Regions from separate parts of the Homo sapiens genome. Here region 1 is linked to region 2. The links are chromatin loops, found by intact Hi-C in ENCODE. Cell type or tissue: CD4-positive, alpha-beta T cell. All regions are shown on one strand. Links, peaks and the distances in the headings refer to the core of each region. The heading gives the core; the rest is flanking DNA. Region 1 overlaps EPS15 (epidermal growth factor receptor pathway substrate 15). Region 2 overlaps EPS15-AS1 (EPS15 antisense RNA 1).

The links. Hi-C counts contacts between places; a loop is a spot of excess contacts. Peaks named below come from ENCODE experiments on the same cell type or tissue, not always from the same donor. Only the 100,000 strongest peaks of a DNase experiment are listed, where the experiment ranks them.
Region 1: a loop joins it to region 2, with 2.4 times the contacts of the local background. A loop is called at or near these places in 9 of 110 quality-filtered maps.

What each region holds. Positions count from the first base shown.
Region 1 is chr1:51,428,337-51,443,727 of GRCh38, forward strand. It overlaps EPS15 (epidermal growth factor receptor pathway substrate 15), which reads right to left. Exons shown (of 25, transcript NM_001981.3): 12 at 12,011-12,096. Among named protein-coding and RNA genes, the nearest start is that of EPS15-AS1, 82 kb to the right of the region's middle. In CD4-positive, alpha-beta T cell, for the core only: no CTCF peak of the experiment used is centred there; no DNase peak of the experiment used is centred there; H3K27ac peaks cover 856 bases.
Region 2 is chr1:51,529,388-51,544,778 of GRCh38, forward strand. All of the region lies in intron 1 of EPS15-AS1 (EPS15 antisense RNA 1), which reads left to right. It also overlaps a transcript of OSBPL9 not described here and the pseudogene RNU6-1281P. Among named protein-coding and RNA genes, the nearest start is that of EPS15, 18 kb to the left of the region's middle. In CD4-positive, alpha-beta T cell, for the core only: a CTCF peak has its summit at 5,818 (motif pointing left); a DNase peak (open chromatin) is centred at 5,794; H3K27ac peaks cover 511 bases.

The sequences.
Region 1 (15,391 bases), core at 3,298-11,297, 100 kb before region 2:
CAAATGTAAAAACCAGTATTACTGTAATTTTTGTTTACAACTCCACTTTATACTTTCTATAGAATTTAAGAGACAAATGCATAAAAAAGAATTTATGAATCTGTTAGTAGATACACAATGTATAAAGATATAGTTTGTGACATCAATAACATAACAGGGGGAGTTCTGATACAGTTTGTGACATCAATAACATAACAGGGTGAGAATGGGCCAGGTGCAGTGGCTCACTCCTGTAATCCCAGCACTTTGGGAAGCTGAGGCGGATGGATCACCTGAGGTCAGGAGTTCGAGACCAGCCTGGCCAACACAGTGAAACCCTGTCTCCACTAAAAATACAAAAATTAGCTGGGTGTGGTGGCAGGCGCCTGTAATCCCAGCTACTTGGGAGGCTGAGGCAGGAGAATCACTTGAACCCAGGAGGCAGAGGTTGCAGTGAGCCGAGATTGCACTGCTGCACTCCAGCTTAGATGACAGAGCAAGACTCCATCTCAAAAAAAAAAAAAAAAAAAAAAAGTGAGGGTAAGGCAGAGGAGAGAATGGAGCTGTATAGGACCAGAATTTTATTTGTGTCTTTAAAGACAGAGTGTCTCTGTTTCCCAGGCTGGAGTGCATTGGTGTGATCATAGCTCACTGCATCCTCGAACTCCTGGCCTCAGGCAGTCCTCCCGCCTCAGCCTCTCAAGTAGCTAGGTCTACAGGTATGCACCACCACAGCCAACTAATTTTATTTTCTGTAGAGACAAGGTCTCACTATGTTGCCCTGACCTCAAGCAATCCTCCCATCTTGGCTTCCATATTCCTGGGATTACAGGCGTGAGCCACCACGCCTGGCCAGGAGCACAGTTTTGTATGGGACTGAAGTAAGTTGATATCAATTCCAATTAGATTATTCAGTCTGGGATGATAAAGTTCTGGAGATTCATAGTGGTGATAACTACACAATTACTGTGAATGTATTTAATGACATTAAGTACATTTAAAATTGACAACAAAAGAGTGAAACTCTGTCTCAAAAAAAAAAAATTACCACTTTAAAATTTTAACCACTTTAAGTGTACAATTAATGACACTGAATTGTACACTTTAAGTAGTTAAAAATTTAAAGTAGTAAATTTTATGTTATGTATATTTTATGATAATAAAAAATTAATGAAAAAAAAGTAGAGAGATGAGAAAATTCTAGACAGACTAACTTACCTAGAATGGAAGGTTCATGTGTGGTTAAATAAAGCTGAAATGGTAAATCAGAAAAAGATTATAAAGAACTTCTGTACTAGGTAAAGACAGCCTTTTACTGTTGTTGTTGGTTTTTTTTTTTTTTTTCTTTTTTTTGAGATGAAGTCTCACTTTGAAGCCCAGGTTGGAGTGCAGTGGCGCGATCTTGGCTCACTGCAACCTCTGCCTCCCGCATTCAAGTGATTCTCCTGCCTCAGCCTTCCGAGTAGCTGGGATTACAGGCATCCGCCACCACGCCTGGCTAATTTTTGTATTTTTAGTAGAGATGGGGTTTCACCTTATTGGGCAGGCTGGTCTTGAACTCCTGACCTCAGGTGATCCACCCACCTCAGCCTCCCAAAGTGCTGGGATTACAGGTGTGAGCCATCGTGCCCAGCCAAGACAGACTTTCAATACACAGGAAATGGTGAGTCCCTTAGAGGTTTCTGAGACATGCTTCTTTGAACACCGAATGGCATTATTTAGCAACACAGCTCTTCTTTCCTGTCTGGCTTGTGGAGGAAGAGAGGAAGCAGAGGCTCTTATCGCTCAGAAAGCTGATGACAATTGCTAGAAAGGCAATAAAACACCCTGACTCTGCTTATCTTAGGAACTGTCAGAAGCCTTGAGCTAGATTACAGTAATAACTATAGAAAGCTGATGAGAAAGTCTTCGTTTTTAATTTAAACAATTTGAAAGTTACATGACCTTTCATTCTAAGAATTCAGAGTTCATGGCCGGGTGCAGTGGCTCATGTTTTTAATCCCAGCACTTTGGGAGGCCGAGGTGGGCAGATCACTGGAGGTCAGGAGTTCGAGACAAGCCTGGCCAACTCGCTGAAACCCCATCTCTACTAAAAATACAAAAATTAGCCGGGTGCGGTGGTGCATGCCTTAATCCCAGCTACCTGAGAGGCTGAGGCAGGAGAATCACTTGAACCTGAAAGATGGAGGCTGCAGTGAGCCAAGATCGTGTCACTGCACTCCTGCCTGGGTGACAGAGCAAGACTTCGTCTCAAAAAAAAAAAAAAAAATCAAGAATTCGTAGTTCACAAAAGCTTAGGTTAAAGTTTGAGAACAAAGACATTTATTCTTACCATAAGTTTTAAATTAAAAGTTCCTTTGCCAGGCACAGTGGTTCACAACTGTAATCTGAACACTTTGGGAGGCTGAAGTGGGAGGACCACTTGAGCCAAGAGTTTGAGACCATGCTGGGCAACATAGTGACACCCACATCTCTATAAAATTTTTTTTTTTAATTAGCTGGGCATGATGGCACATGCCTGTAGTCCCAGCTACTCAGGAGGCTAAGGTGGGAGGACTGCTTAAGCCTGGGAGGTCAAGGCTAAAGTGACCCATGATCACGCCACTGCTCTCCAGCCTGGGCAGCAGAGCCTGACCCTATCTGAAAAATACATTACTTACATACACACACACACACACACACACACACACACACACACACACACACACACACAAAAATAAAACTTGCCTTAATTATATAATCTTTATGTGATACAATTTCATTCTTTCAACAAATATTTATTAAATGTCTACTATATTCCAAACAAGATTGTAGTTGGGCCTCTATTTATAGTTTGCTGGGGAAAATTAGTAGCCATTAATTATAAAAATTAAAGATAAATTCTGTGAAAGTATGATGGTACTATGGGAATAACTAATGTTCTTACTTAGTTCTGAGAGACTGGCTGTTTTTAATGGGTTTTATTTTTAAAAATAAGAGAATATATTTATGGGTGTAAGTAACTGAAAAGAGAGCCTAAGTAGAATCAGAAAAAATACAAACTTTGGGGTGTGGCTTATATGACAAAGCACACCCCCTTAGTGGCAGGTCCCAAAATCAGATGGTTCATTTTACAAAGGTGAAATAATTTCTTTTCTTTTTTTTTTTGGAGACAGAGTCTCACTCTGTCACCCAGGCGAGAATGCAGTGGGGCAATCTTGGCTCACTACAACCTCTGCCTCCCGGGTTCAAGCAGTTCTCCTGTCTCGGCCTTCAGAGAAGCTGGGATTACAGGTGTGCACCACCACGCCCGACTAATTTTTGTATTTTTACTAGAGACGGGGTTTCACCTTATTGGCCAGGCTGGTTTCAAACTCCTGACCCTCAGGTGATCCTCCCACCTCGGCCTCCCAAAGTGCTGGGATTACAGGCGTGAGTTACCGCGCCTGGCCAGAAATATAAATTTATTTTGCAAATCCATAATAATTTATTCTACTTATCTGGCAGGACAAAATGAGATTAAAAGAAACTAACAGAAAAGAAATATAAAACGAAACCTTAACTTTCTGAATTACAAAATAGGGATAATAAAGTTGATGGGCAGGATTAATTTATGTTACATCTAGAAAGACTCCAGAGCAATGCCTGGCATGTAGTTAAGTGCTAAATAAATTTCAGCTATTATTATTATTACCATTACATTGTTTACTAGTATAAAAATACATTTACTGGCTTTTTGAAAGCTGTAATAAAGCACCTGGAGTGATGGCAATCAGGCCTCCAGTATGTCGGCAGAGACTGTGACTCTTAAATCCTCCAGGAGTTGAAATTTCTTGGTAGATGCTTTTGCTTTCCAAAGACAGACTATAATACATCTCAATAATTATTGCTGTATTAAAAGAGGTAAGTGTCCCTTAGTAAGCTACCAGAGCCACAAAACAGTACAAGCAAATGAAATGTATAATAATTCTAACTCAGAACAGGTACAAAGAAGCCACATAGATTATGTATGTATGTATGTATGTATGTATGTATGTATGTATGTATGTATGTATATATTTAATAGAGACTTGCTTTGTTGCCCAGGGTGATCTCAACTCCTGGCCTCAGCAATTCTCTTGCCTTGGCCTCCCAAAGTCCTGGGATTACAGATGTGAGCCACCATGCCCAGCCTAAGTAATTTTTAAATGATCTAACAGGCACACATTAAAAAATAAAAAGAAATGAGTGAAATTTATTTTAATGTAATATTTCAAAATGTAATAAAGATGAAAAATACTAAGATATTTTACATTTTTTTTCATTCTAAATCTTTGAAATCCAGTATATTTTATACTAACAACACATCTTAAATTGGACTAGCCATATTTCAAGTGCTCAATCACCACACAGCTAGTGGCTACTATACTGGACAGCACAGGTTCAGACTTTAGCAAGGAGGTTTTCAAGTAAGGAGAGTCTCCCAAAACAGAGGTTTTAATGATGATCTATACACTTTATGTGAAAATGAATTAGGCTGCCTCCTTACTATCAAAGAAATGCACACCGCAACCTAGAGCTTCAATTATTTAACCAGTAATACCATTCTTAAGGCAGAGTCACAAAAGAGACCTTTTAGTGTCAGTGTCACAGATCTTTAGAGGGTCACAAACACATCAAGTTGGATCATAAGCAAAAGAGCTCCAGATTTGATAATATAAGCAATGAACTCTCCAGACATAATGGTTTCTAATGATATTTGAACTGAACTAAAACAAAAACATAGAATTTTTAAAAATTTGAACCATATGCTAGGATTTAGAAATTTTAAAAAATCGGTTCTTGAATATGACTGAAGTAGAGGTCTATATATTTAGGAACACAGAATCTGGCTACCTGGCTACATAGTTCCATTCACTCTTCAACTAGAGAAAGAAAGTTCATTCAGCTACTCCAACCAATATTTAGTGAACAGCTATTGAGTAAATCCTGTACTCTAAGTGCTGAACTCGGTGTTGGGGATGATGATGATAAATACTAACATGTATTGAGAACTTACTATGTTCCAAGCATTGCGTTAAGCATTGTACATGGTTATTCATATTTCCATTTTACAGATAAATAAACTGAGGTACAGATAGTTAAGTATATCCAGGTCATGTCAGGCAATCTGGAAATCTGGTTAAAAAGCCCATGCTCTGAAATACTACACTATATTGCCTCATTAGAAGTAAGAGTTGGCCTGTGCCATCACACAGAGTCGAGAATCTACTGGGAGAGAAGGAAATTGAGTGCTCTCTGAGCTGAGGTAGATAATCAGGGAAAACTTCGTGGAAATGAAGACTAGTTCATTTCTTCATCTGAAAAACTGAAATAAAGTTATTACCCTTCAGGGATGTTACAAGAGCTCAGCAAGTGAACTTACATAAAGAAGGCACAGTACAATGCCTGATAACTATTATTCTAATTATCTATCCTGTTTACTGGCCCAAGACCAGGATAACAAACAGGCCTGACAGGATGTGGCTTTAACTTCCTGATGTTCTTGCTAAAAGGACAGAGACAGGAAGGAAATGGAAGCTAGTAGATGACAAAATATTAACTCCTGCCTCAGCATAATTTACCACTACCACATTATCCAAGTGACTGAAGCACTCTCTTAGTAGTTTCATCTTTTCCACTGCCAAGAACTTCTCTAACTGAGGCATTTTACTGTCACAGCAACAGCTCTCAAGAATGGGTCCACAGATAGTTTTTAAGTGTCTGGGAACTCCTGAAATAAATACAAAATAGTATCACAGATATACATGTTCTTTTTTTCTGTGGGCAGGGTATAACAGTCTTCATCAGATTTTCAAAGGAAATCCTTGACACAAAAACAGGTCTGCAATTACCATGATTCAGCAATTCCACTTTTGCAAATATACTCCAAAGAACTGACAGCAGGGTCTTGAAATGGTATTTGTATGTTCATGTTCATAGCAGCGTTATTCATAATAGCTAAAATGTGGAAACAACCCAAATGTCCATCAATAGATGAACAGGTAAACAAATGTGGTATGTAAGTACAATGGAATTATTATTCAGCCTGAAAAAGGAAGGAAATTCTGACATATGCCACAACACAGAAGAACCCTGAGGATATTATGCTGAGTGAAATAAGATAGTCATAAAAAGACAAATATCTCACGATTCTGCTTATATGAGATAGTTACAGTAGTCAAAATCATAGAGATAGAAAGTATAATAGAATGGTGGCTGCTATGAGGAAGGGCGGGGAAAATGGGAGGGAGTAGAGTATGGGGAGTTATTGTTTAATGGGTATGGGGTTTCAGTTTTGTAAGATGAAAAGTCTTGGAAATGAATGGTGATGATGGTTGCACAACACTGTGAATATATTTCTTTTTCTTTTTTTGAGACGGAGTCTCGCACTTGTCTCCCAGGCTGGAGTGCAGTGGCGTAATCTCGGCTCACCGTAACCTCCACCTCCCGGGTTCAAGCGATTCTGCTGCCTCAGCCTCCTGAGTAACTGGGATTCCAGGCACCTGCCACCATGCCCAGCTAATTTTTGTATTTTTAGTAGAGACGGAGTTTCATCATGTTGGGCAGGCTGGTCTCGAACTCCTGACCTGAGGTGATTCACCCATCTCAGCCTCCCAAAGTGCTGGGATTACAGGCATGAGCCACTGTGCCTGGCCATGTGAATATATTTCATACCACTGAATTGTATGTTTAAAAATGGTTAAGATGATAAATTACTATGTTATGTGTATTTTATCACAATTTTTAAACATGTGAAAAAAAAGAAAAACTAAGTCTGCAGAATATTTAAAAAAAAAAATCAGCCCACTAACCTTAATGTTCCTGTGAGGATTCAAAAACCTTTTATATATAAAATCCTTTTCTTTTTCTTTTTTCTTTTTTCTTTTTTTGAGACTGAGTCTCACTCTGTTGCCTAAGCTGGAGTGATCTCGGCTGTGAGTGATCTCGGCTCACTGCAACTTCTGCCACCCAGGTTCAAGCGATTCTCGTGTCTCAGCCTCCTGAGTAGCTGGGATTATAGGCATGCGCCACCACGCCTGGCTAATTTTTGTATTTTTAGTACAGATGAGGTTTCGCCATGTTGGCCAAGCTGGTCTCAAACTCCTGACCTCAGGTGATCCACACGCTGCAGCCTCCCAAAGTGCTGGGATTACAGGTGTGAGCCACTGTGTCCGGCCTAAAATCCTTTCCTATAGTCTTCAAAATAAGCTATTATTCAGAAGGTCTTTGCCTTAGTTCAACATTTAACACATGGCTTCTATTCTGCCATAAACTTTGCAGGAAGTAAGTCTTGGAAATATTCTAATATTTATAACATACTTTGCGTCATTCATTCAACCAACTAGCCTATTCCTCGGTGTTAAGTAATGTGTGTGTTAATTTCTAGGCCTATCAAAATGAACAAGACATAGCTCTTGCCCTTAGGAATTAAAAATTTACCAAAAAAGCAATATAAATTACTATAGTTAAACAGTAGAAATACTACAATAAACGAATAAAGCCTCTGGAAGAAGAGGAAAGAAAAGTAATCTGAAGATTTCATGGAAGGCTTGACAGAAGAGACAATATTTAAGACGGGTCTTGAACATGAACAAAACTTTATAAGGTAAAAGGTATGCTCCAGGCAAAGGCGAACAGTAGGATCAGAGGCATAGAAGAATAAAAGTGGTGGTATGTTGAAGTAAGAGGTAATAAACCCATCTATCATACGACTGGAGAAAGGGAACAAAGCTGAAATAGTAGATTCGAGTACTGTACTGAACACTCAGAGTACAAAGAGCAAACACACTGTATCTGTTCTCAAATAGCTTTTTAGTACCACAGGGCAGCATACTGTGAGAGGTGGCTAAGACAGAACGGTCAGAATGCCAAGAGAACACCATGAAGGAAGAGCCTTTACACCATGTTCAAAGAAGTGAACTGGATTCAGTTGGAGATGGGAAGTCACTGAGGGATCTGAGTTGTATTTTATATATCAGTTGGAAGTAGGATGGTCCAAAGGAGGAAAAGGCTCAAAGCAGAGAGCCAATGAGGAGGTTACAGCCATGATCCAGATAAAAGACAAAGGCTAAAACTAAGAAGGAAACATAGAAAACAGAGAAGACAGATTTCAACAATATTGAAAAAATTATTTTCTCATCTATTATGAGCTAAACACTAGGGATACAAGCAGCCCGTGTTTAAGAAGCACATAATCTAGTGGGAGATTAAAAAACACAGAATTATAACAAAGAATGATAAGTGTTATAACAGTTGTAAATATAAAGACTACATAAAATAGGCTCTTAAATAAGACTTGAAGAGAGTATGGAGGTTGGGAGGTAAATCAAGGAAGGCTTCCTCTCCCAGAGGAAATGATGTCTAAGATGAGATTTGAAGAGTGAGAAGTTGATTAGACAAAAGAGATGGGAAGGTAAGGAATCAATTCAACAGACATTTCAAAGGTAGAAGACTAAAGATGAGAAGAAGAAAAATCTCAGGTTTCTAGCTTGAGTGATTGGGTGAATGGTGATGTCACTGAGAAGGGAGATACAAAACAGAGGTGAGGGGACAATTAGGGAATTCATATCCTACTAGATGTTCAGATGAAAACACTAGTAGGCAATGAAAAATACAGGTCTTGAGCTCAAGTAAGAGATTCAGATATTCGATGAGTGTTATATTACAACTACCTGTATTGCTTTTCCTTAAGTTAAAAATATCATACTAATTTAATCTAATTGGCATAATTAAATCATTTAATTAATAGCAAATGTTGAAGAAATCACAGAAAAAAATTTTAAAATATACCTAAAGGTATCTCGCACTTCAAGCTCCCAATGTCTTATATTTTCTACTAGAAACAATTTGGTGAACTAAAGATGAAAACAAAGACAACGAAATCTCATTTTCTGACCAATAACAAAGAACATTCTTCACCCAACTAACTCAAGTTTATATATAGCTTTCAATATTTCCATTGGTTTGCAATGCTCAAAACAAAATATGATTCTAAGAAATATATTCCTTTTTTCATTATGCATTTATCTATTTCCTGAATTTTACAATGAATATGTATTATAACTATCATTAAGAAAAAAGTATTATAAAGTACTACATTCATTATACAGTAATTACAATTTCACATCATACATGCTGCTTACTTAGAGGTTTGATCCCTGGACTAAAAAAAAAAAATTTTTTTTTTTTTTTTTTGAGACAAGAGTCTCACTGTGTTGCCCAGGCTGGAGTGCAATGGCTCACTGCAACCTCTGCCTCCCAGGTTCAAGGAATTTTCCTGTGTTAGCCTCCTGAGTAGCTGGAATTACAGATGTGTGCCACCACGCCTGTCTAATTTTTGTATTTTTAGTAGAGACAACGTTTCACCATGTTGGGCAGGCTGGTCTCAAACTCCTGACCTTAAGTGATCCACCTGCCTCGGCCCCGCAAAGTACTGGGATTACAGGCATCAGCTATCGCGCCCAGCCCCTGGACTAAAACTAAGTATCTTCATCTCAAAACGAAAATGAAGAACTGGCTAAGATTTTGTCAGGTAACAATTTAGCAAAAGCCACAAACGAAATCTGTTTATTTTTTCCTGTTTTGTAGTCATACTCATCACATCCTTATATATTAATAAAAAAATTAAAGGCTGAAGAATTTTAACTTTGCATGGAAAAAACGGTTATTCACAAGAATAAAAACCAAGGTTTTTATAATGTAATACCTTGAAGACTTGGTGATAATGACCTAACACAACTATTTACAAAAGCGTATTTTAACAACTATAATTTTAGCATGGGGATGAGTCTGACTATGACACTAATGGAGTTGACAGATTATATAAGTTTGCCTACACTGTAGATCTCATCTAAAATAAAAGTCCAGGGAAAATATTTTCACAAACGTCAAATCATGTATAAATATACCGCACATTTATAAAATGTGACTATACCCTAAAAACTAACAAGGTTTTGAAATTCTCTGATTTTCCTAATAAGATAGTCACAAAATATTAGATATGTTATTTTCATGCTGTCAGCTGCCATTTACTATATAAGACTGCCACTGGTACAACTTAACATTATAGTTACTAAAAGTTATTGAAAGATTAGTTGACCAAAATGTAACAAATAATGTTTTCAACAGTAAGAGCATTTTTTCTATGATGCTCTAATTCCCATTAAAATTCATTATAGAAATATTTTATACATTAAACAAGTACACTTGAAGTCAAATCAAGCAAGTCCTAGAACATTGGTGTATGTATCCATTTTCATAGGCTTAAGAGGCCCAGATGATAAGTATTTTCAAATCTACCTACTATAACATGTATATTACATATATAAGGAAAGCAAAAATGTTTATGGACCATTTATGGACCACATGAAAATGAACAGTATAAACACCATTATAGGTTCAGTAATTGTTTACTACTTCTATTTTGCAACAAAGTCAAAAATTTAAAAATCCTAATGAGTGGCAGAATTGTATAACAGAAAGAATGCTGAACTTATACAACCTGGTTTTGATACCAATACTGTCTCTTAACGTGATGTGTGACTTTGGATTTGATTTTTTTTTTTCCGTGAGTAAGGACAAAATTAAACTATACAATCACCACGAAGTGTTTTTTGCCCTGGTCAGATTTCAATATTAGAAGTTTTATGTCATAGGAAAAGGCCAATAAGCCAATCCAATCAGACTGAATTTCAGGTCTTTTCCAGGAAATGCCAGAAGAGAGGCACTCTTCACCAAATTTGAAATTATAAGTACATGTAGCTAGATGTACTATAGCCCTCTTGCCAAAATAAGGAGAAAGTCTATCTGAGAATGGAATCAACCCAGTGGAAATGGAAACAAGAAATGGAGAGCAAGAGAACTGATTATATCATCTGAGCCTCAATATCAAGGAATGCTTTAAGCCAGCCCTACCTCTGAAAGGTTTCAGTTTCACAAGTCAATAAATTTCACTCTTAGTTTGGGTTTAGTTCTTTCTTACAACTGAAAAATTCTAACAACCAGTTTTTCTACAGAAATCTCAACATAGTCTCACAGATAAGGTTAAGATCATTGCCAAATTATTGCCATATAAGGCAGTTAACTCATTTAATCTCCTTATATCTCAATACTGTCAGTAAAATAAAGTATATCAGCCATTATCTGCTTCAAAGTGTTGTGAGGGTTAAAAAAAGAAAAAGACTGGTGTGAATATTTAGATACAGTGCCCTGTAGACAGAAAAATTATCTCACTTTTAAAAAGTAATTTTATAGTCATTTTTACAATCAGTATTACTATAAAGTTTCCAGGGAACACGGAAATTAAGGAAGTACCAATAATATCTGCTATACTCAGATTCAAATCAAATTGTATTTGAGTCTGTTCTACATAGTACCTATGTATAAGAAAGAAGATTCAACTTAGAATAAAGTAGTCCTGGGATCAGGTATCAGCTCTGCAGCTGACAAGCTTGTATCATTTTGGGCAAAATATCTAAGCATCTTAAGTTTCTTACCTGTAAAACAGAAACACCACCACCTATCTCAAATTACAAGGTTTGTGTGAGGGTCAAGTAACAATTATGAAAGCTCTTGGCATGGTGTCTGAATTTAACATTCCATCTATTAAATGTATTAAATGATAATGTTTTTCTAATATGTTATTCAAATATCTAAGGTTGGAGAAAAACTATTTTTCAGTCATTCTAGGATATACGTTTTTTCGCATTTTTCTCTAAATGAAATCAAACAGTACCTTATAGTTAATGGCACGTCATTGTTTATTTGGCAGTGACTTTTCAGTGGTACATAAGTAAACAGTGTATCCTGCAATTAAAGGTTGCCTCATATATGATGAAGTACACTGACTCCGTTTAAACAGAACTGTGGTACTTAACCAAATATTAGGTAGCATTTATCAAAATATACATTAGAAACAGAAAGGTGTGTGTGGGGAGGAAGTTGTATACATATATACATGTACTGTGTGTGTGTGTGTGTGTGTGTGTGTGTGTGTGTGTATGTGAGTAGGCTGTAATTTTGCTTTACATACCTCTGTAGGTCAACTATTTCATTGTTAAGAGTATCTAGTTCCTTAATAGCAGAGAAATCTGCAACAGGACTTGATCCTATGATGTTCTAAAAACAAAAAGTTCACAATTATACATTACTATAAAATTAGGTAATATAAGACAAAACACTAAAAATATTAAAGCTCTACGCAGATATAAGGTATTGCATATTTTACTGTATTACTGAGATTTTTAATTAAGAAAATCATATCTAGTACAATTATATATAATTTTATACTTAATTATATAGTAAGACATTTACATTTCCCTTAAATTCTCCGAAAACTGTTATTCTATACTATGTACCCCATCCCCACCTCCGATCCGAATGTCTTTGTCACTTGATCCTAGCCTGTTCAGAACCTTGCAGTAAAAGAGATGCCAGATTCATAAACTAATTCCTCCACTGAAGTGTAAATTTCTCAGAGAAACTGATGGTGATTTATTTGTATTTGTATAAACTGGCTGAGAGTAAACACACAAATTTTTGTTGAATCTCAGACCTACAGTAGTGGTTGATTTTATTTAATTCAAGGAATTTTTACTTTTGTTACATACTGTGTCTATTTTATTTAAAGTAAAACCAACTGCTCAAGCATGTTCCATAATAAATATTAATACCATCATATATGAAACTGTCTTCATATATGACATCCTGTCCATACAGTTTTCTTTCAACAATGAAGGTTACAAAATTGGTCTCTGAATGGTCCTTGTATTCAGAAAATCTAGCTGGGTTTATTCTGGGTCCTGCTATTTTACTAACTGCATTATCATCACCTGTAAAATAGGGAAATAATCTCTGCCTTGCCCACTTTACAAGTTAAATGAAATAATGTGATGTGACATCAGTCTACAAACTGTGATATTTTATAAATGTAAGCTATTGTTATAATTAACTCTTCAACAGAATATGCTCTTAAAAGATGTGGCCTCCCATTGAGTTGTTTCTACCTTGGCTCAATGTCCTCTGTAAACTATCACTGATGCCCCAGATAGCTAGCTGAAGTCAGAGCGAAAAGATAAATGCTTCCTCAAACATTTCATCTACACCCAATGCTACAACCAGATTAACAAATAACAGGATAATTACCATCTGGAAATGTTAAAACTGAGGCCTGAACATTTAAAAACTAAGATATACTGCTGACTTTATATAACAGAACATAAGACTTTGTGTTAATACTTATGTTGTTGTATAGTTAATTTACGTCAACAACTTGCACAACAGAAGAAACCTAAAAGCACACAATATCCCATCTCCTCATATTTATATACTCATTTACAATTCACTAAGCACTTTAAATTCCACTAGTTAATTCTCAAAACTAATCTGAAAAGTGGGTAGTAGGTAGGGCAGATATTGTTATTAACCCCATCTTAGAACTGAAGAAACAGATTAAATAACTTGCTCAAAGTTGAACCCAGCCAATACGTAGTTTAATCAAGAGTCTTCCGATTTAAGTGCTATTTCACGCAATGCCCCCAGTGGCACTTGCATATCAAGATCATTTCGGTAAATGAAATTATTACTCTAAAAGTAAATTTGATAAAACAGGTACATCAATAAAATTTGGCAAGTAATTCCTTCTGTATTTCTTTATGCCACACTGCAGTTTTAGTACTGAGCTGTTTTGACTATCAGTACCAAAACTCATCTACAAAGGTTTAATACTAATCTCAATTTTATATTAATTACAGCTTTGTATGAAATATACCTCCTATTTTCTGTGTTCCACTGATACACAAAAACTTATCAGTGTTAAATTAAATTAGATATTTTAAAGTGGATTTCTGAATGTGACAATTATTCACTAGTATTTTAACTCTATCTAAACTTGACCTATGAGCTAGGCCTGGCCAGACAGCTAAACAAAATGAAACATTAGCACTTGGTCTCACTTTTATCAGCAAGAGTAAATTACTTCACTTAAATGCTATCAGAAATTTGCTATCAGAGGTGCAAATGTACCAAAGAACTTGTGACTACCACATCTCCTCTGTCACTCTAACTCAAAAAAAGGTGACTCACATTTTATAGTCTTGCCTGTAAAAATATCATCAAATAAGAAGACAAAGTGAGACAAATTAGTTTAACCTCAAACAAGTTAGAAAGTGACACCCCAGATACTGAAAAAAGTTTAGTTAATATTTTATGTAGCATTTGAAGGGTATATGAGAAAAAATATGTAGCATGTCCCCTTCTTTCAAAATGTTTTCTCTTACCCTATTCTTGTGCATTACACAAAAATTCTACTTTGGTGATGTTAAGTGGATCAGAGAGCCTAGGGAAGGCAGACTAAAATGCACACAAGGACCAAGTGACATGTGACAAAAGCATGCTGTTTAGGAATTTTCTTTTTTTTGCTGAATAAAAAACCTCTCATTTCAAAATGTATCTTGTAAACCAAAAACCACAAAGCTAAAAAAGGCATAAAGTAAAGCTCTAACCTTGAGAGAGAGTAGAGTTAAGAAACTGACAGTACAAGAAAGGCGAAAAGCAGAGTGCTGCAGAATGGAAAAAATAGTCCAAACTAGAAAAAACACAGAAAGGAAAGCAACATTCAAAAAAGGATTAGTCAAAGCTGCAAAAAATGCAGTACTAAAAAAACCAGATTAAAGAGAAAAGAGGTTATTTGAAAGATAAAACAATGCAAGTTTTCATTTTTAAAGTTAAAATTTTGGGTTAATAGATAAGATAGCAGTGATAAATTCCCATTTCAATGAATAATACTGGTATCTGACATAAATAGACAAACGTATCTATGATCTAGTGAATGAACTTCAGACAAATCTACTAAATTAAAAACTATACCTCATGCAACTTCAAGCATCTACTAACATAGACTTCAAACTTTTAATTTGCTTCAGAAATTTCTGTCATATCTAAAATTTGTGTTGGTAGGCAATTGAATAGGTTATAAAATGAAGAAGGCAGAAAAAAAAAAAGCAGTCTGCATAGGTGAAAGAAAGCATGAAACAACACAGTATTCCATAACTGAGGTACAGTTATATAGCAAAGAGCAAAAATGCATATTCAGTAACCTTTATCCTTCTGGGTGGCATCACTTTCAGCCTTTTCCACAACTTAAGGGACTCATGTCATACATCATAAGGAATCAAAAAATTCACAAAAAGGCCCCCCCCATAACTCACAAAGCAGATAATAAAATATTTATTTTATTACAAATAAGGACAAAAACTTCTATAAGTAACTCTCCATACCTGGTAGCTATAAATTCCATTTAGCTTACCAAAAAAATCCAATTTTCTTTCTTTCTTTCTTTCTTTCTTTTTTTAAGAGACAGGGTCTTGCTCTGTTGCCCCGGCTGGAGTGTAGCAGTTGGATCTTACTTAGCTCA
Region 2 (15,391 bases), core at 2,714-10,713:
CCACCATGCCTGGCTAATTTTTTGTTTTTGTATTTTTAGTAGAGACAGGGTTTCACCGTGTTAGCCAGGATGGTCTTGATCTCCTGACCTCATGATCCACCTGCCTTGGCCTCCCGAAGTGCTGGGATTACAGGCTCCTGATTTTAAACTTACTACAAAGGTATAGTAGTCAAGATAGCATGGTACTAGTATAAAGAGAGACATATAAACCAATGGAATGTAATTGAGAGTTCAAACTAACTCTATACATTAATAGTCAATTGATTTTCAGCAAGGGTATGAAGATAATTCAATGGCGGAAAGAATAGTCTTTTCAACAGATGGTACTGTTGAACTACCATATTCACATGCAACTACATATTCACATGCAAAAGGATGAAGTTGAACCCCTACGTCATACCAGATGCCAAAACTAGCTCAGAATGGATCCTTGACATAAATGTAAAACTGTAAAATTCTTAGAAGAATCTAAGAGTTGCTTAAGTATAAAACTCTGAGAAGAGGCTGGGTGCGGTGGCTCACGCCTGTAAACCCAGCACTTTGGGAGGTGGAGGTGGGTGAATCCCTAGGTCAGGAGATCGAGACCATCCTGGCTAACACGGTGAAACCCGTGTCTACTAAAAATACAGAAAAATTAGCCAGGTGTGGTGGCGGGCGCCTGTAGTCCCAGCTACTTGGGAGGCTGAGGCAGGAGAATGGCATGAACCTGGGAGGCGGAGCTTGCAGTGAGCTGAGATCGTGCCACTGCATTCCAGCCTGGGTGACAGAGTGAGACTCTGTCTCAAAAAAAAAAAAAAAAAAAAAACAAAAAAAAAAAACCTCTAAGAAGAAAACATAGATGCAAACCATCTTTATTAGAGGAGGCAATGATTTCTTAGATATAACACCAAAGCAGAGCAACAAAAGAAAAATTAGATAAACTGGATGTCATCAGAACTTCTGTACTTCGAAGGACACCATCCAGAAAGTGAAAAGACAATCCAAGGAATGGGAGAAAATATTTGCAAATCATATACCTGACAAGTGAATTCTAACTAGAATATATAAAGAACCCTTACAACTCAACAAGAAAAAGACAAATAAACCAGGCATGGTGGCTCACACCTGTAATCCCAGCACTTCGGGAGGCTGAGGCTGGAGAATACCTTGAAGCCAAGGAGTTCAAGACCAGCCTGGACAACATATCAAGACCGTCTCTTAAACAAAAAAAAAATTAGCCAGGCATAGTGAGCCCAAGAGTTTGAGGCTGCAGTGAGCTATGATTGCGTCACTGCACTCCAGCCTGGGTGACAGACTGAGACCCTGTCTGTAAAAAAAATTAAAATTATGGCCTGGCACAGTGGCTCACACCTGTAGTCCCAGTACTTTGGGAGGCCGAGGCAGGCAGATCACTTGAGGTCAGTTTGAGACCAGCCTCTATTAAAGGGTGAAACCCTGCCTCTACTAAAAATATCAAAATGCCTGGAATCCCAGCTACTCGGGAGGCTGAGGCAGGAGAATCGCTTGAACCCGGGAGGCCGAGGCTGCAGTGAGCCGAGATCAGGCCACCGTACTCCAGCCTGGGTGACAGAGCGAGACTTTGTTGTAAAAAAAGAAAAAAATAGGGCCAGGTGCGGTGGCTCATGCCTGTAATCCCAGCACTTTGGGAGGCCGAGACAGGCAGATCACCTGAGGTCAGGAGTTAGAGACCAGCCTGGCCAACATGATGAAAACCTGCCTCTACTATAAATACAAAAGAACTAGCTGAGTGTGGTGGTGCATGTGCCTGTAATCCCAGCTACTCGGGAGGCTGAGGCAGGAGAATCACTGGAACCTGCGAGGCAGAGGTTGCAGTGAGCCAAGATCGTGCCACTGCACTCCAGCCTGGTGACTGAGCAAGACTCTGTCTAAAAATAAATAAATAAATAAAAACATTTAAAGAAAAATATTATTTGGACTATTGTGGGGAAATAAACTGTAGATCAACAAGGGCAGAAACTGGTAAAACAAATATAAGATTATTGCAATAATCCAGATATGATGATGGCTTGGTGGTGAGAGGTGGTAAGAAGTGGTCAGATTCTGTACATATTGAAGGTAGAGCACACCAGATTTGCTAAAGGATTAAGGATGAGGTATGAGAGGAAGAAAAGGATCACGGATGATGCCAGGGATTTTGCCTGAGCAACTGGATTGATGAAATTGTTTTTTACTGAGATGAGTAAGACTATGGAAGAAGCCAATTTAGAGAGAATATCGGGAATTTGGCCTTTGACTAAATTTGATACACTTTTAGATATCCAAGTTGAAATGTCAAGGATGCGGTTGGAATAAGAGTCTGGAGTTCAGGGGAGAGGCCTGGGTTGGTGATATAAATTTGGGTGTCATTAGCATATGGAGGCATTTAAAGCCATGAGGTTGGGTGAGACTGTCCAAGTGTCTATAATAAAACCCAAGAAGTCCAACTACCAAGCCCTGGGCCACTCCAATGTTAGGACTCAGGGAAATGAAGAGGAACTAGTAAAGGAGACCAAAGAAAGAGCAGCTGAGCTTAGAGGAAAACCAGGAGAGTATGATGTCTGTCCTTGAGCCAAATGAGCAATGTGTTTCAGGAAGGAGCAAGGAAGGAAGGAGTGAGAAAGCATGTCAAATCTTATCAAAGAGCTAGTTAGATGAGGATTGCAATTAATATCCAGAGTTAGCAATGTGGAAGTCTTTGGTGACCTTGGTAATCGTTTCAGGGGAAGGTGAAAGAAAAGTATAATTAGAGGAGGCTCGGGAGAGAATGAAAAGAGAGGACTTGGAGTCAAGAAAAACAGATAATTCTCTAGAAATGTCTAGCTGAAATGAAGAGCAGAGAAATGGTGTGAATACCTAGTAAGGGATACAGAGTCAAGAGAGGTTTCTTTTCTTAAGGTGAGCAATAATGCAGCATTTTTTAGAAAGTGAACGGAATGATCTGGTAGAAGAGGAATCACTGATGATACAAGCAAGAGAGGGAATTGCTGGAGTGCAGGGGAAAGAATTGGCTTTGAGAATACCGAAGAGGGCTGAGTATGTGGGCATGGATGCAGGTGGATGGGTTATCTGCTGAGAGGGAGGAAAAAGGAGAGGATATGAAAAGTTTGAAAAAAGTTACGAAATAAGCATTTAGGAAAAGTGGATGGACTTGAAAATGTAGTATGATTCCCAGGTAGCACTAAAAGCCCACTTGAGGTCAGTGGCGATGAATTTTAAGAGTCCAGTTGACACAGTTGTGGGTTTTTCTTCATCCACTTTCCCAAAGGCAGAGAGTAGGTAGAGTTAGATTGTGCAGGGTAGGGATCTTGTGAAGCAAAATGAGAATGCAAGAGGAGGCAAGAGAGAAGAGGACCTATCAAGGGAGTGATTTTAACATTGGACCTTGGAATTTAGGTGGGTAAAAAGGGAAGTGAGGACACAAGATAGTTGAGGAATGGTGAAGAGATATTAGGATCACTGGATTATAAGGCCCAGGAAGGGATCAGAGAAGTGTTGGAGTCAGGGTGTTGGAAGGAGTGAGCTGAGAAACAGGAGATTTAGAAAGATAAGTAAAATTATTGTTAGATTATTATTAATAATTGGTAATTATTAAATGGTAATTGGTAATTAAATGGTAATTGGTAATTAATTGGTAATTGGTAATAATTGGTAATTATTAATTGGTAATTAATAAATGGTAGATATTTATTAATAACTGGAAGCAACCTCTAAAAAAATCATAGTATTAAGACCCAGTTCATGCCCTCTAAGTGCTCACTCTGTGATGGGAAAGACAAGACAGAATGAAATAAATATTAAAGAGAAGTACATGCTGCTGGGTGTAGTGGCTCACGCCTGTAATCCTTGTACTTTGGAAGGCTGAGGTGGGTGGATTGGCTGAGCTCAGGAGTTCGAGACCAGCCTGGGCAACATGGTGAAACCCCATCTCTACTAAAAAAAATACAAAAAATTAGCTGGTCGTGGTGGTGCATGCCTGTAGTCCCAGCTACTCTGGAGGCTGAGGCAGGAGAATCACTTGAATCCAGGAGGCGGAGGTTTCGGTGAGTGGAAATTGCACCACTGCACTCCAGCCTGGGCAACAGAGCAAGACTCTGTCTCAAAAAAAAAAAAAAAAAGAAAGAAAGAGAAAGAAAAGAAAAAAAAAGAGGGAAGTAGATGAAATGGCTGTGGGAGTCAAAAGGAATCTGCGAGTAAACGTAAGGGTCAGATCAAGGAAAGCCTCCAAAGCAGGTGGCATTTGAATCGAGCCTCAAAATGGAGCAAATGCAGCACATGGCCTGAATAAATGTTCACAGTTACACCATTGCAATGAGTGCTCAGAAAACAGAGGTTGGAGTGCAGGGTGGGAGCTATGGCAGGACATGAGACTAGAAAATTATCTGGAACAGGCAAGGGATTTTTGAATGCCAGGCTAATGCCTGGGCATTTTTTTTTCTTTTGTTTTTTCTTTTTTCTTTCTTTTTTTTTTTTTTTTTGCAGAGGAATAGATAATACTGAGGTTAGGGGTTAGAGGTTATTATTCTAAATAATTGATGCTGACTGGGCGCAGTGGCTCACACGTGTAATCCCAGCACTTTGGGAGGCCGAGGCAGGTGGATCATGAGGTCAGGAGTTCGAGACTAGCCTGACCAACATGGTGAAACCCCATCTCTACTAAAAATATAAAAACTAGCGGGGAGTGGTGGCACATGCTGTAGTCCCAGCTACTCAGGAGGCTGAGGCACAAGAATCACTTGAACCCGGGAGGAGGAGTTTGCAGTGAGCTGAGATCGTGCCACTGCACTCCAGCCTGGGCGATAGAGTGAGACTACATCTCAAAAAAAAAAAAATGCTCCCAGCTGTTTATCATGTTATGAAGTCATACTGGTTTTTTTGTTTTGAACAGTCTAGTAATTTTATTCTCCATCATGTCCTTAAGTCATATTAGGGAAGTTTTATGCTTTGGATTTTCTGATTGTCTTTTTAAGATCATCTCCCCTCTATGGCAATGATAATGTTGTTTCTTTCCAAATAATGTTCTGTCACATGCTCATTCACTTTTTTTTCCAAATGGCCTTCAACTTCATCCCCTGATGTTGGTAGGAAAGTCTAAGATCCCTCAGCAGTCTGAAGCTCCTCTCAGAAAGGGGTGAGGAGTGGGTTGGATAGGATCAGAACTATGCTGTCCAGGGCATTCAGACCCGTTGAAGTGGATAAGAATTAAAGGTGAACAGTCAGATCCTCCCAGGGAGAGGAAGCCACAAGAGACACAGCCTCACAACTGTGTTGTCACAGTGTTTTCAGAACTCAGTACCAATACCAGTGATGGGGCCACGCTTTTTGCAAGTGACGTTTATTATGTCATTTGAAAATATCAGAATCTCTCTCTTCACAGGCTAGCCAGATAAGTATTGAAACCATTAATTTCTCTACCATGTCACTGTGTCTTTGGGCAAGCCCCTTCTCTCCTCTGGACCCAGGGTCCTGCCTATAAAACGAAGGGGCTCTATTCATCCTCCTCTAGGATCCCTTTCAATTCTGACAGGCTCTAATTTTTCTGTTATCAGTTATTCTTTATTAAACTTACAGTATGTGCCAGCTTTTTTCAAGATGTGAGACCCTCTCACCCTCTTACTCCTCAACCCCCTGTTATAACTTATCTTGGGCTTTTCTTGTTTAAAACATTTGGAAAAAGTGGTGTGTTCACGGGACCTTTATTTGCCCTAAGACATTTGAGGGTAAATCATGTGAAGGCCTTTGTTTTCTTCCAGCAGCCAAAACAATAAAACCACCAAATTGCGTGCAGCATCATTTTCTACTGCCCTCAAGTGGTGGTGGCCCAAATGTCTTTTCCTGGTTGCAGTTTAAGGAATAAAACATGTTTTCAGAAGAACTCTAGGCATCTAGGAGAGGGTAGGAGAGTCATAGAGTCACAAAGGGCCTGAGGTGGAAAGGCCCTTACAGGATGTCTGATCTAAGCCCCTCGTCTTGAAAGGGAGAGACTGAAGTCCACCTTGGTTCTCTGATCAGTGAACAAACCTAGTTTCTTCTGTCTTTAAAGAGCTATCTTATGACCCTGACTCTATTTTTGGCTCCATTTCTCTGCTCCCATTCACAGTGAAATTTTCTAAAGAGTTATCTCCATACTGTTTCTATTTCTTCATCTATGCTTTATTATTATTATTACTTTTTATTTTTTTTTAAAAACAAAATAATAATCTCACTCTGTCGCCCAGGCTGGAGTGCATTGGGCTGATGTTGGCTCATTTCAGCCTCTGCCTATGGGTTCAAGTGATTCTCCTGCCTCAGCCTCCCAAGTAGCTGGGACTATAGGAGGATGCCACCACACCTGGCTAATTTTTATATTTTTAGTAGAGACAGAGTTTCACCATGTTGGCCAGGCTGGTCTCGAACTCTTGACCTCAAATGTTAACCCCCCACCCCGCCGCCCTTGTCTACCAAAGTGCTGGGATTACAGGCATGAACCACCGTGCCCACCTTTACACTTTATTTTTTAACTTTTTACTTTGAAATAATCTCAAACTTGCAGAAGAGCTGCAGAAATATTACAAAGAATTCCCAGATGCCCCAGAAGTTCTCATGTGTGGGCATATGCCTACATGCATATACATGGATATGTATATTTTTTCCTGAGCCATTTGAATTGCAGTAGTTACCCCTAATACCTTAAATATTTCAATGTGTATTTTCTGAGAAAAGGACATTCTCTTATATACCTACATACCCACTCAGTATGACAATCAAATCCAGAAATTTTAAATTGACATAGTGCTTATATACAGTCCATACTCAAATTTCACTAATTGGCCTGATAATGTCCTATATAGCAGTATTTTCCCCCATCAGGTTCTGATCCAGTGCCTGATCCAGGTAATGCATTATACTTAACTGTCATGACTTTTAAAAAGGTTTTTTTTCTTTTAATTATTATTTTTTAGAAACAGGATCGCGCTCTGTCACCCAGGCTGGAGGGCAGTGGTTCAATTACAGCTCACTTACAACCTTGAATTCCTGGGCTCAAGCGATCCTCCCACCCCTGCTTCCAGACTAGCTAGCTAGTACCGCAGGCACGCACCACTATGCCTGGCTAATTTTTTAAAAAATTATTTTTGTAGAGGTGGGGTCTCGTTATGTTGCCCAGACTGGCCTATAATTCTCAGCCTCAAAGTGATCTTCCTGTCTCTGCTTCCCAAAGTGCTGGAATTTCAGGTGTGAGCCACCACACCTAGCCTGTTATAACTCTTTAGTGTCCTTTAATCTAGAATAGTTCCCCAGTCTTTCACTATTATTCACGATATTCACATTTTTAAAGAGTACTGGCCAGGTGTTCTGTAGTGTCTCCCCCTGTTTGGCTTTGTCTCATGTTTTCTCATGAAGGGATTTACATATTTTTCCAGGAAGAAATCCTAGTTATATGATGTTGTGTCCTTCTCAGTGCATCATATGGGGAGAAACGTGGTGTCACTTGGTCCCATTATTGATGGTGTTCACTTTGATCAGCGGATTAAGGTGGTATCTACCAGATTTCTTCACTGTAGAGTATTTTTTCCTGTGTAAGTAATGGTAATCTGTAGAGAGGGACTTTGAAACTATGTAAATATCCTGTTCCTCTTCAAACTTTTGCCCAATGGTTTCAACACTCATTGATAATTCTTGTCTGAATCAATTACTGTGATAGTTGCAAACTGGTGATTTTCTACTTCTATCATTCCATCTACATTTTTTAGTTGGCATTCTACTGTAAGCAAGAAGGTTTCCTTCTCTCTAATTATTATCATGAGTATAAACTAATGTATTCTTAATTTATTTAATGAGTTATAAACATTACCCTTATTATTTTTTAAATGTTCAACTTGTCCCAGGTTTGGCCAATGAGAGCCTCTTCAAACTAGCTCCTGTGTCCTTTTGACATGTCTTCATCACTTTTTTTTAACACCTCCTTGCTTTCTGGCATAATAAGATGTTCCAGGCTTATCTTGTACTTTCACTGCCTAGTCCTGAAAATCAGCCATTTCTCCAAAGAGCTACTCTTTAGTGGGGAATGGTATTTAGAAACCAAGATTTGGGCATCAGATGTGCTCATTCCTATTGGAGTGTAATTGCTTCTAGGCCATTTTAGTAAACAGAGCCAAAGGGGAAAAATAGTAACCTAATTTTGTTTAATTATTATTATAATTATTTTTAACAGAGACAGGGTCTCACTCTGTTGCCCAGACTGGAGTGCAGTGATGCTATCATAGCTCACTGCAGATATGAACTCCTGAGATCACCTCAGCCCCTGGAATAGGCTAGGACTACACGCCACTACACTCAGCTAATATTTTTAAATTCTTTATAGAGATGGGGTCTCACTATGTTGCCCAGGCTGGTCTCAATCTCCTGGCCTCAAGTGAACCTCCTACTTTGGCCTCCCAAAGTGCTGGGATTACAAGCATGAGCCACTGCACCCAGCTCTGGTCAACCATTTTAAATTAATAATTCATTACTGATACTTTAATTCCAATTTAACACCACAGGGTTCTTTCTCCTATTCCTTATTTGCATCTCCCTTTTCCCACAGTAAGAACTCTGGCTCTCAACAACATCAATGTCTTTATTCATTTGTTTAAAATTATGATATAGGCTGGGCATGGTGGCTCATGCCTGTAATCTCAGCACTTTGGGAGGCCAAGACGGGCAAATCACTTGAGGTCAGGAGTTCGAGGCCAGCCTGGCCAACATGGCGAAACCCCATCTCTACTAAAAAATACAAAATTTAGCCGGGCATGGTAGTGCATGCCTGTAATCCCAGCTACTAGGGAGACTGAGGCAGGAGAATCACTTGAACCTTGGAGGCAGAGGTTGCAGTGAGCCAAGATCACGCCACTGCACTCCAGCCTGGGCAACAGAGCACGACTCCATCTCAAAAATAAATAAATAAATAAATAAACAAGATAGACACAAAATAGAATTGTTACATCCATTCTGCTAACAAAAACAATCTACTAAACAGGGTTCAAGATTTGTTTGCAGTTTTGTTTTGTTTTTAGACAAAAGCTGTATATTCAAGTACTATGTTCAAAAGTATTTAGATTCATTTTTTTTCCTTCAGAGTGATTATATTACTTATTTAAATATAGTTTGGTTCACTTGTTTCTGTTTATATTCAGTTTTAGGATCCCTTCCATTCTTGTTTATTTAATTCCGTTTTTAAATATGTAAAGGTAAACATTGTCACAAAATTAAAATCTATACAAAAGGCATATAGAATGCTTCACAGATGTGTCATCCTTGTGTAGGAGTCAAGCCAATTTTCTCTGTATTGTTCCTTTTTTTTTGTAAATATGCTGTCAAAGCAAGCACACCTCTAATTCATTCTTCAACTTATTTAATTCTTACTTAGACCACCCACTTCACTGACCCTACTACTGCCAAGATCATCAGTGTCCAATATTTTCTTTAGTCTTATTTGACCTTTCCACTCAGCTGACCTCTCCAATTTTCTTGAAACTTTCTCGTCTCTTGGTTTTTGTGATACCACATTCTGCTGATTTACTCTCTCTTCGCAGGTCTGTCCTCACTCTCTTTGTCTATTCCACCACCCTAAAATCCTCTGGACTCTTCTTGGCTCTCTTCACTTCTCTCTGCAGACTCTCTTCCTAGATGATCTCAACTATTTCTTTGTCTTCAAATGCTGATCATGCTAATGACTTCCAAATTTACATCTTTTTCCCAGACCTCTCTTCTGGTCTCCAAAATGTGTAACCAACTGTCTAATAGACATCCACTTGGATGTCTTAAGACATCTCAGGTTTAACATATCTAAAATAGAACTCCTAATTTCCCTGCCAAACCTGCTTCGCCTCGAGTCCTAATCTCTGTAAATGTCACTTCCATCCCCCGGTTACTCTAGCCAGAAACTTAGAAGTTATTCTTGATTCTTCCATTTTCCTCAACCCCCATGTCCAGTCCATCTGCAAAATATGAAAATTTTACCTCCAAAATTATGTGAAATTAGTCCATTTCTCTCTGTGTCTACCACCATCACTTCACTCGTCATCTCTTACCCAGGCTACTCATAAGCCTCATAACTGGCCTCCCCTCACCTATTCTTTACCCTCTTCCTTTTATGCCCCCACATTCATTCTCCATACACCAGCTACAATGACCTTTCTAAAAACAAAATAATAATACGAACTTACATTTATTAGTGTCTATTATGTGCCAGGAACTGTTTTACATGTATCTAATCTATACAACAACTCCATGAAGTAAAACCCAAATCTACCTCAATTTTACAGATAAGGAAACTAGGGCAGAGAGAGATTGAGAAATTTGCCCAAGGTCACACAGCCTTGGGCACACAGCCAGTAAATGGTAGAACTTAGGTTTGAACCCAGGTTGACTTCTTAGCCTTCAAGCTTATCTGCCACACTATGCTAGATCATGTCACTACCTAGCATCAAATATTTGATGGCTTCTCACTACACTGGAACTAAATTCCCAACTCCTTACCAAGGCCTAGAGAGGCCTGTGTGATCTATCGTCTGCCTGTATCTCCAAACTCATCTCATGCTTCCTTTTCTTTTCCTTTGCTCCATCCACATGGCTTTCACACCGCAACCCCCATCATCTTCCTTGAACATGATAAGCTCTTTCCTGCCAGCAGGCCTTAAACATCCTCTATCTCAAGTATTCTTCTTTTTTTCTTTTAAATCCCCTATTCTGAGAAATGTCAAATATTGTTTTCTCTGATCTTCACACAGCTGGATCCTTCTCATTCTTTAGGTCTCATTTTAATTTTCTGTCCAGAGAGACTCTCCCTCCCATTGCTTTTTTTAATTATTATTTTAAATTTTTTTTTTAAAGCTGGACACCATTAATTAGAATCATGCTATTTCTTAAGTAGGTCCCTCCCTACTCCTGCCAAGATCATTAGTGACCCTCCCTGATATGTTCCATCTTGGCCCCATATTTGTTTTCTTCTTAGCCTTTAAAACAATTTGTTAGCCGGGCGTGGTGGTTCATGCCTGTAATCCCAGCACTTTAGGAGGCCGAGGTGGGCAGATCACGAGGTCAAGAGAGCAAGACCATCCTGGCCAACATTGTGAAACCCCATCTCTACTAAAAAAAAAAAATTAGCTGGGCGTGGTGGCGCACGCCTGCAGTCCCAGCTACTCAGGAGGCTGAGGCAGGAGAATCACTTGAACCTGGGAGGTGGAGGTTGCAGTGGGCCAAGATAGCACCACTGCACTCCAGCCTGGCCGCAGAGCAAGACTCTGTCTCAAAAAAAAAAAAAATTTTTTTTGTTGGCCAGGTGTGGTGGCTCACGCCTGTAATCCAGCACTTTGGGAGGTCAAGGTGGGCAAATCACTTGAGGTCAGGAATTCCAGACCAGCCTGGCCAACATGGTGAAACCCCGTCTCTACTAAAAATACAAAAATTAGCCAGGTGGGGTGGTGGGCGTCTGTAATCCCAGCTACTTGGGAGGCTGAGGCAGGAGAATTGCTTGAACCTGGGAGGTGGAGGCTGCAGTCAGCCAAGATAGCGCCACTGCACTCCAGCCTAGGCAACAGAATGAGACTCCATCTCAAAAAAAAAAAACAAAAAAAAAATTACTCAGGCATGGTGGCGCGCACCTGCAATCCCAGCTATTCAGGAGGCTGAGGCAGGAGAATCGCTTGAACCCGAGAGGCAGAGGTTGCAGTGAGCCAAGATCATGCTATTGCACTCCAGCCTAGGCAACAGAGTGAGACTCTGTCTCAAAAAAAAATTGTAATTATTTATTTGTTTGTTTGCTTGTTTGTCTCTCTTCCCCACTAAAATTAAGTGTTGTGAAGGCAGAGGCTGAGTCTTAGTCACTTTCATTATGTTCAGAGCCAAACACAGTTTCCAGCTCATAGAAGGAACTCTAGAAATATCTGTTGTCTATCCATATATTATCTTTTCTACTTCATAGATCTGTTCATTCATAATTTCTGCTTCTTTATCACTTTGGTTTGTCATCATCTACACTCCATCTCCTCCCACACATACCCCTACTCAAACTCATGGCCTCTCTCTTTACATCCTGTTAGTCATAGTTTTTATTGCTGCTAATTGCCTCAATCACCTCATGCTGCCTGATTCAAATTCCTGACAGAGAAATATTGATTTGTCCAACTCATATTTTAGGAGCCAAGACACATTTGTAGGTCATTGGCAAGCCCATGGGTTGCTTGCCTTTGGGTCATATTCCCAGTCTTAGTCCAGAAGCTGTGTTAGAGAAGGCTGTGGGTGGGGATGGTCAGCATAGTGCTGCCTTTCTGCAAGGATGAGGATGTAGCAGGCTTGGTGACTGATATTTGAGCAAAAGTTGTTGCAGCAGAAGCAACAAATAGTTAACAAGGCCTCACTTAAGGGCTGGGCTTCCCAGTAGTTGCTCTCTGGGAGGAAGGTCTCAGGTTATGGTCGAGTCCAGTTTACTCTCCCTCTGGGGAGAATAGTAAACACAAATTGAAAGCACTCACATTTACCCAGCCTTTTTTTTTTTATTTTTTGAGACAGGGTCTGGCTCTGTCACCCAGGCTGAAGTGCAGTGGCACGATCTTAGGTCACTGCAACCTCTACCTCCCAGGCTCAAGCCATCCTCCCACCTCAGCCTCTTGTGTATCTAGGACTACAGGTGTATGTCACCATGCCCAGCTAGTTTTTGAATTTTTAGTAGAGATGGGGTTTCACCACGTTGCCCAGGCTGGTCTCAAACTGCTGAGCTCAAAGCAGTCCATCCACCCTGGCCTCCCAAAGTGCTGGGATTACAGGCTTAAACCACTGCACCTGGCATATACAGCCTTTCTAAAATTGCAAAAAGAGCATTTTTATCCATCTGCATTTATACCTCCAGTGAGGTAAAGAGTAGTTTCCATTTAACAAATAATAAAACTGAGGCTGGGAAGATAGAGTGCTATGCCTAAGGTCCCACACACACTGAGTAAGAGTCATCATTACATCCCAGATCTCTAGACTCCCACGCAAGGTCTCCTTTCACTATACATATCTTGTTGCCCTCATTTCCTACCTGGGACTTTAATCTTGAATCACAGCTCAAGGGATTTTTAAGGGCAACCATTTGAACGGCCAGTGAAAAGTTCTAAAACAGCTTGATGATAATTGAAGTTTCCTATAAGGCAGCACTCGATAGGTAGGTTCTATGGGCTCTGGGCTCCCAGTATAATTATCAAGTGTCTAAGAATTTATGGAATAATTACCATGTGCCAGGCACTCTACTTTATACATACTCTCTCAATTCAACCTCACAACATGCATGTAAGGTATATGTTATTATAATCCCAACTTTACAGATGAGGACACTGAAACTTAAGAAACTAGGTCACTGGACCAAAGTTCAAAATCTAGTAAATACAGTGCTGGAATCCTAACTCAGGTCTGTCTGACTCCAAAGCCCACCTCCCTTTTCATGATCAGCTTGATTTTGTCACTTGATTTATGTGAACTTCCACTTCCTTATCGGTAAAATGGGGATATCAGGGCCTAATTCATGGGATTATTGTAGGTTTATGAACAATCACATAGAGGGCAAACCTATTTCAGTAAACAGAGCAGATATACACTATCTTTCAGTATAGTCTGAAACTAAATCCTTCATGTGTAAAAAGAAGCAGAATTATCAACTCCAGGTGCCTATAAGAAACAGGATTTTTCTTGTGAGACTGTAATCCTGGGGCAAGGATTCCTGGTCCAAATTCTGAAAACATAAGGCCTGGAGAGAAATAACCATTTCTCCAAGGAAACAGATCAATTTATTGTATCTCAGAGATGAGAAAGAACGTGCACTTAAACTAGTCTTAATGCATCAGGATGGAAATTAGTAAATGCCCAATAAAGAGATTTGAATTTGTGTCTGATAAACTTGAGATCTTCTCCTAGGCCAAGGCCTTTTGCATATAATCTTCTTAATCCTACCACAACTCTAAGAGGCAGGTCTTCTTACAACCTCCATTTTTCAGGCAAGTACTTTGAGACTCAGAGAGGTTTTTTTGTTTTTTTTGAGACGGAGTCTCACTCTGGCCCCCGGACTGGAGTGCAGTGGCGCCATCTCAGCTCACTGCAACCTTCACCTCCTGGGTTCAATCGATTCTCCTGCCTCAGCCTCCTGGGTAGCTGGGACTACAGGCACGTGCCACCATGCCCGGCTAATTTTTTGTATCATTAGTAGAGACGGGATTTCACCGTGTTAGCCAGGGTGGTCTTGATCTCCTGACCTCGTGATCCACCCGCCTCAGCCTCCCAAAGTGCTGGGATTACAGGCGTGAGCCACTGCGCCTGGCCTCAACTTTGAGGCTCAGAGAGTTTAAGTGACCTGGCAAAAGTCACACATCTAACTCAAAGCAGAGAAGAAACTGGAGCCAAGCTTTCAGCTGTGTGCAGTCTGGCCAGTCTGCTAGTAAGTTAGCTGCCTCAGCACTGTAGACCTCTTTGGAAGGAAACTGACCCCTAGGTCAAACATAGTGCTGACATCATGCCCACTCATTATTCTCAAGAAATGAAAATCAATTCTACGTCCATCAGCACACTTTAGGGAGAATGCTGGCTAGGACAATACTTCCCTTGCAGCATTATAGATAAATACCAACACCTAAACAAATGTCAATAATACCATGTGATGAATGCAAGAGTGAGAATAATGACTAAACTTTGCGTAGCACTTGATGATTCACAAGGAACATTCATATCTGTTACCCAATTTGCTGTTCATATCACCCCTTGGAGATAGGTATTATCATTGCCATTTCACAGATGAAGAAACTGAGGCTCAAAGGAGTTTATTTCATATGAGAGAAGATGTGAAGCTAGCTGTGGTGGCACACACCTGTAACCCCAGCTACTTGGGAGGTTGAGGCAGAAGGATTACTTGAACCAGGAGCTTGACAGTTCAAAAGTTTGAGTCCAGCCTGGGCAACATAGTAAGACTGAATCTCTGAAGGAAAAAAAAAGAAAGATGTGGACATATACCATTTTACGATCTCTTAGCCTCCATTTCCCTTCTTTTGGGACTGGTACTCTGTGTTTCCTTTGAAGATCAAATAACCCTTGCTTCAGCAACATTGATTCGATCAGCGTGAACACATAACACTTGACTCTTTGAGAATCAAGCTTGGAACTTTCGTGTAGGCTTTTGTTCAAACTGTTGAGAGAGAGAAGCTCTCTTAAGCCCATGGGTGTGAGTCTGAAGTTAAGGGCTACCACCATAAGGAAAAAAATTATGTATAAATTTTAAACCAGCAGAAGATAATTCAGCCTATTCAATGGAAAGCAGAAATGGAGATTAAAAATAAAAAAAGAATGTAGAGTAAATGGAGGATAGAACTAAATCTTAATATATAATAATAACATTAAATGTAAAAAAGTGAAT